Regions from separate parts of the Homo sapiens genome. Here region 2 is linked to region 1. The links are chromatin contacts, found by Hi-C or POLR2A ChIA-PET in ENCODE. All regions are on one chromosome and are shown on one strand. Each heading gives the region's core, a stretch centred on a gene start or an enhancer-like site at or near the end of the contact. The rest is flanking DNA. Distances are from core to core; before and after follow the strand shown.

The links. Hi-C counts contacts between places; a loop is a spot of excess contacts on that map. ChIA-PET counts read pairs that join two places held with the same protein, here RNA polymerase II (POLR2A). Pooled maps may share reads with other maps.
Region 2: a pooled map shows a loop between it and region 1 (2.9-fold over the local background). The contact joins the promoter of LHB here to the promoter of BCAT2 in region 1. A Hi-C loop is called at or near these places in 1 of 50 pooled maps. POLR2A ChIA-PET finds 5 or more read pairs at or near these places in 5 of 52 experiments (HepG2, RWPE1, WTC11 and 2 more).

Annotation. Positions count from the first base shown.
Region 1 is chr19:48,809,649-48,812,348 of GRCh38, forward strand. BCAT2 (branched chain amino acid transaminase 2) reads right to left here and starts at 1,381. Exons shown (of 11, transcript NM_001190.4): 1 at 1,336-1,381. The coding sequence starts at 1,359. It overlaps LOC105372432 (a long non-coding RNA gene), which reads left to right. Exons shown (of 3, transcript XR_936017.4): 3 at 696-1,189. RefSeq lists enhancers at 961-1,030, 1,304-1,598, silencers at 1,351-1,570, 2,647-2,700 and a cis regulatory region at 2,460-2,700.
Region 2 is chr19:49,015,686-49,018,385 of GRCh38, forward strand. It overlaps LHB (luteinizing hormone subunit beta), which reads right to left and starts at 1,406. Exons shown (of 3, transcript NM_000894.3): 1 at 1,382-1,406; 2 at 862-1,029; 3 at 295-625. The coding sequence starts at 1,396. The coding sequence ends at 383. RUVBL2 (RuvB like AAA ATPase 2) reads left to right here. Exons shown (of 15, transcript NM_006666.3): 14 at 1; 15 at 132-285. The coding sequence ends at 157. It overlaps SAXO3 (stabilizer of axonemal microtubules 3), which reads right to left. Exons shown (of 5, transcript NM_001396011.1): 5 at 2,283-2,655. The coding sequence ends at 2,283. RefSeq lists enhancers at 2,127-2,421, 2,231-2,700 and a silencer at 2,398-2,587.

The DNA of each region.
Region 1 (2,700 bases), core at 131-2,630:
TACTGTCCCAAACAGCTCAGGAATGTCCCCTATCCAAAGCCCAGCACTTTTCCCCATTATAACCAGCATTGTCTCTGCCAAATATCAGGGCTTATTTCCTATTCACCAGGTCTGAAATTAAAAAAAAAAAAAAAATCCCATTGTTGTCTTTTTCAATCCCCAGGACTATCCCTATGTTGCTGTCTAGGCCAGTACCTTCCAGACTGTCCCTACCATGGTCCAGCACTGTCCTCTCCACACCCCGGGACTGTCCCCATCACAGCTGAGGACTCAGCCCAATTATCTCCATTACAGGATATCTCTATCTTCATCAGAGCCTAGGAATGTCCCATCATGAGTTCAGGGCCATTCTATGACACCAGAACTGTGCCATGATGAGACGGTCCACATCAGTCCCAAGTGGACCTGTCAAAGCCCAGTACTGCCCCACCACAGTCCAGGAGTGTCACCACTAAAGCCCAGATTGCCCACATACCCCAGGTATCCCAGGACTATCCCTATCAGTCACTAAGAGCCGAAAAAAGTGAAATTCTGCCCTGACATTCATCAGCTAGGATAAGAGACTCAAATAAAGTCAGGTGTAAAGTTAACAGACAGTTCTCCCAAGGTTACACCGCAGCTGTGAAGGCTTGTAATGACCCCTTTCTTTGGCTGTTTCCTTCCTCACTGAGAAACCTTGTTCTCTGAAATCATAGACTCTGGGAAACGCTGCTGCTGTTTGACATCGCACAGTCAGAAGGGATCGTCTCAGCCAGCCTGCAGCATCTGTCACTTTGACCATGAGACGCTGCCTCGATTTCCAATCCAGGTGCAAAGCTTCAGATAGGAGTTTGGGAAGCACAGCAATCCCCATCTCTTATTTTTTTCAACTTTCATTCCAAGAAAATAGGACCTTGAGTCCAATTCCCAGAGCTGAGACTTGAGGTCCAACTCTGCCTTCACCTGCACCCGGCCCTGGAGGTCTGGGCCCCTTTATTCCAGCTCCCGCACAGGCTGATGCCCCACCGCACCCCAGGGCTCCGCTCCCCAAATCACAACCTCCCCACCCCCACGCCTCCCTCATTACAGGGTCCTCCACCATGTTTCCCTTTTTTTTTTTTTTTTTACCTCCCCGCCAATTACTTGCCCCACCTCATCCGCGTCTACCTGCTCCCCCTCACCCCATTAAAGCCTCGTGCTCCTTTCCAAAGGGCGCCATCCTCCTCCGCGCCCTGCAGCGGAACCCCAGGGCGGGAGGAGCGGCGCCGAGTCGGACCGGCTGCAGGCCAGTGGTCTTCCCGGAAGTGCGCCTCCCCCGGTTATTTCCCAGACCCCGGCGCGGGGCTGCGAACCCACCTGCCCCAGAGCGGCTGCGGCCATGATCCGTGCGGCGCGTAACTGTGCCCGCCCGGGGCGCGGCTCCGAAGAGAGACGTTCCGGCCACGCCCCGCTCACGCCTCCTTCTGGGGGAAGGCGGCCGACCAGCGCCCCAGGCCGTCCCAGCTCCAGGGCGTCGGCAGGGAGCCGGACACTGCTGCGGGGCGCAGGCGCTGGTGGGAGGGCAGGACTTGAAATACGGTCCCTGCCAGGCGAAGTGGCTCAGGTCTGTAATCTTAGCACTTTGGGAGGCCGAAGCGGGCGGATTACCTGAGGTCAGGAGTTAGAGACCAGCCTGGTCCAACATGATGAAACCCCGTCTCTACTAAAAATACAAAAAATTAGCCGGGCGTGGTGGCGGGCGCCTGTAATCTTAGCTACTCGGAAAGCTGAGGCAGGAGAATTGCTTGAATCGGGGAGGCAGAGGTTGCAGTGAGCCGAGATGATGCCACTGCACTCCAGCCTGGGCGACAGAGTGAGACTCCGTCTCAAAAAAAAAAAAAAAAAAAAGTCCTGGCTTGGTGGCTCACACCTGTAATCCCAGCACTTTGGGGGCCAAGGCGGGTGGATCACCTGAGGCCAGGAGTTCAAGACCAGCCTGGCCGACATGGGGAAACCCCGTCTCTACTAAAAATACAAAAATTAAGGCCAGGCACGGTGGCTTACGCCTGTAATCCCAGCACTTTGGGAGGCCGAGGTGGGCGGATCACAAGGTCAGGAGTTCAAGACCCGCCTGACCAACATGGTGAAACCCCGTCTCTACTAAAGATACAAAAATTAGCCGGGTGTGGTGGTGTGCGCCTGTAATCCCAGCTACTAGGGAGGCTGAGGCAGGAGAATCATTTGAACCCTGGAGGCGGACGTTGCGGTGAGCCGAGATCGCGCCACTGCATTTCCAGCCTGGGTGACAGGGTGAGACTCCGTCTCAAAATAAATAAATAAATAAAAATAAATACATAAAAATACAAAAATTAGTCGAGCGTGGTGCCGGGGGCCTGTAATCCCAGCTATTCGGGAGGCTGAGGCAGGAGAATCGCTTGAACCCGGGAGGCGGAGGTTGCAGTGAGCCGACATTGCACCACAGCACTCCAGCCTGGGCGACAGAGTGAGACTCCGTCTCAAATTAAAAAAAAAAAAAAAAAATCGTATCCCTCGGCCATCGTGTCTCGGCAATCCTACCCTGGGACACTCTGTCTCCAAATTCTACCCCCACAGTGCCCCCAAGTCCTGTCCCCGGGTCACTATCCTGCCACCCCTAACAGCCACAGGCCCAAACAGCCAAACCGCGGGACCCTTCCCTCACAGGGCGTCGCCCTGTTTTTCTGCGCTCCGCCCCAGTCCTCC
Region 2 (2,700 bases), core at 156-2,655, 210 kb after region 1:
AGTAAGAATCCCCACCCCGCACCTGCACTGCCAGAGCCAACCTCAGAGGGAGGAAGAGGGAGCTCGGCGTAGAAGGCTCAGGCCCTGCCACCTGGGCGACACTGACCATGTGGCCTTCCTTCTCCCCACAGAAGGCGAGACCATGGACACCTCCTGAGTTGGATGTCATCCCCCGACCCCACCCTGTTTTCCACCAGAGTTCTGACACTGTGACTCTGTATAAAATGGTTGGGAAGCTGCACCCACCCTGTGTATGTGTGGTTGCCCTGAGCCCACAGAAAGACACCTCCAGAGTGCGGATTGAGAAGCCTTTATTGTGGGAGGATCGGGGTGTCAGGGCTCCAGGAGTCGGGATGGACTTGGAAGGCTGCGGGGAGGGTCTTTAGAGGAAGAGGAGGCCTGAGAGTTGGGGGTGGTCACAGGTCAAGGGGTGGTCTTTGGGACCCCCACAGTCAGAGGTGCTGCGGCGGCAGGGTCCACAGCGACAGCTGAGAGCCACAGGGAAGGAGACCACGGGGTCCACACCACGCGGGCAGCCAGGGAGCCGGATGGACTCGAAGCGCACATCACGGTAGGTGCACACCACCTGAGGCAGGGGCGGCAGGACCGCCTGCAGCACGCGCATCTGGAGGCCGTGTGAGTGGGGGAATGAGCATGTGCCTGAGGCCAGCGCCTCAGCTGAGCTCCCAAGCTGACCCCACAGGTCCTGGACTCAGGAGCCCAGGAAGCCCTCTGTTCCTGCCTTCCCACACCCCATTCCCCAACCGCAGGCCAGAGAGGCAGACCACCCTTCCTCCCCCGCTGCCTCTGTGGGTCTGGCCCTGAGGTGGCAGCATCTGCCCCTGGCCCCAGGCAGCTCACCATGGTGGGGCAGTAGCCGGCACAGATGGTGGTGTTGACGGTGATGCACACTGGGCAGCCCTCCTTCTCGACAGCCAGGATGGCATTGATGGGGTGGCACCATGGCCGAAGCGGCTCCCTGGATGCCCATGCCCCGCCCATGCTCAGCAGCAGCAACAGCAGCAGCCCCTGGGACAAGGACACTGCTTCACCCAGGTCTGAGACCGCAGCCCCGAGTCCTGGCCTTCCCATCCCGCGTGGTACACCACCCACAAAGACCCAGAGACCCTTCCCGGCATCTCCTATTCAGGACCCACCACCCGGACACCTGCCTTTCAGAGCCCACCCCACAGCCCAGAGGACCTGAGATGCCCCAACATTTCAGATCCCCACCCTCAGGAACTGCCCCACCTGAAGCTTACTGGGGGTCATGCCCCTCCAGAAAGAGGCCTCCTTCCACAGCTCACACGGGTCTGCCCCTTCTCATGCCAGTGATGGCCTGGAAGGAGGTGGAAGGTGCCCAGGGGCCCTGTAGTCTTACCTGGAGCATCTCCATCCTTGGTGCATCCCCTGCCTCGTGTATCTGGCTATATACCTCGGGGTTGTGGGGGCGGCAAGGCCACCAGGAGGTGATAGGATGCTGGGGTAACCTGGACACTAATCCCCCCGGGGGCGAGAGGTGCACATGGCCAGGGAGGCGCAGGAGTGGCTCAGCAGAGCGCCCCAGCCCTCTCCCCTCAGTGGTCTAGCGCCAGAGGTGAGGCAGAGACCACGGTGAAGTGACCTCAGAGACCCAGTTGTCGAGTGCTAGGGACTAGTCGAGCCTGGAGGCACAGGGAGTAGGGTGTAGGAAGGCCTGCCTCTGCCAATTGTGGGGTCTTGGGAGCCAGGAGGAGGCCATGACCCGAGAAAGGTGCTGGACTGAAGCCTCAACCCTCCACTTGAGGCTTTCCTGCACCACAGTCCAACCTAACAGGAGGGGCGCTGCTTCGGACTTAGCTTCTGCCCAGTGAGAGAGGGTCTCCCCGTGACTGTGCTGCCAGGGAAGCCACTTGACCCAGATGCCCCCAAGGAGGGATTAAGCCCGAGCCCCACCTCTCCCTTAGGGACCTCCGCCCACCCTACCCTCAAGCCAGGATGCCCGGAGCGTCCCCGGAAGTGGGTGTGGTTCAGGTGATTTAACTCATTATTTAATACGCCCGCAGGGTGCGTGTCTTGCCCCCGGGGCCACAGCCTGCAAGGACATTATCTGGACTTAGTCCCCTCTCCGTGATGCCGCAGCTGAGTGGGTGTCTGGGCTAGTCCCGCCCCCACGTTGCCAATAGACGTAATGAGTGCGACTCAGGCTGGGTCCGGAACCCTTCCTAGTGAGCGGAGGTCCCGAGCTCCGCTCGGCAGCGCGGCCCTGGGGGCGGGTCTGGGGTGGGGCTGGCCCTGACGGCTCACACCAGCGCCGGCTTCAAGCTGCCATAGCTGGAGTTCTCGGTACTGTAGGCTTTCGGCACGCTGTAGATGCCCCGCAGGGGCTTCCAGTGCGGGCCGCCCCAGGGCGCCTCCAGCGGGCAGAAGCGGTCGAGCCGCCGGAGCGGGTGCAGCAGGGGGCTGTAGGACTCCTGAGCCAGAGACAGGGCTCCCCGGTGCGGCATGGCCGAGGTCACCGGGCTGACGCGCGGCACGCGGACCCGCGGTGGTCGGGGCGGCCGGGAGGAGCGCGGACAGGGCGGCCGCTGCGGGCCGTGGCTCCAGACCTGGGGCGTCTCTTCGAAGCTCCAGTAGGTCAGGGAGTCCTTGCGGGGGTATCCGGACAGCTCCGTCCTGTGGGAGCAGGGCGGGATGGTGAGGATACAGCTGGATCCTTGG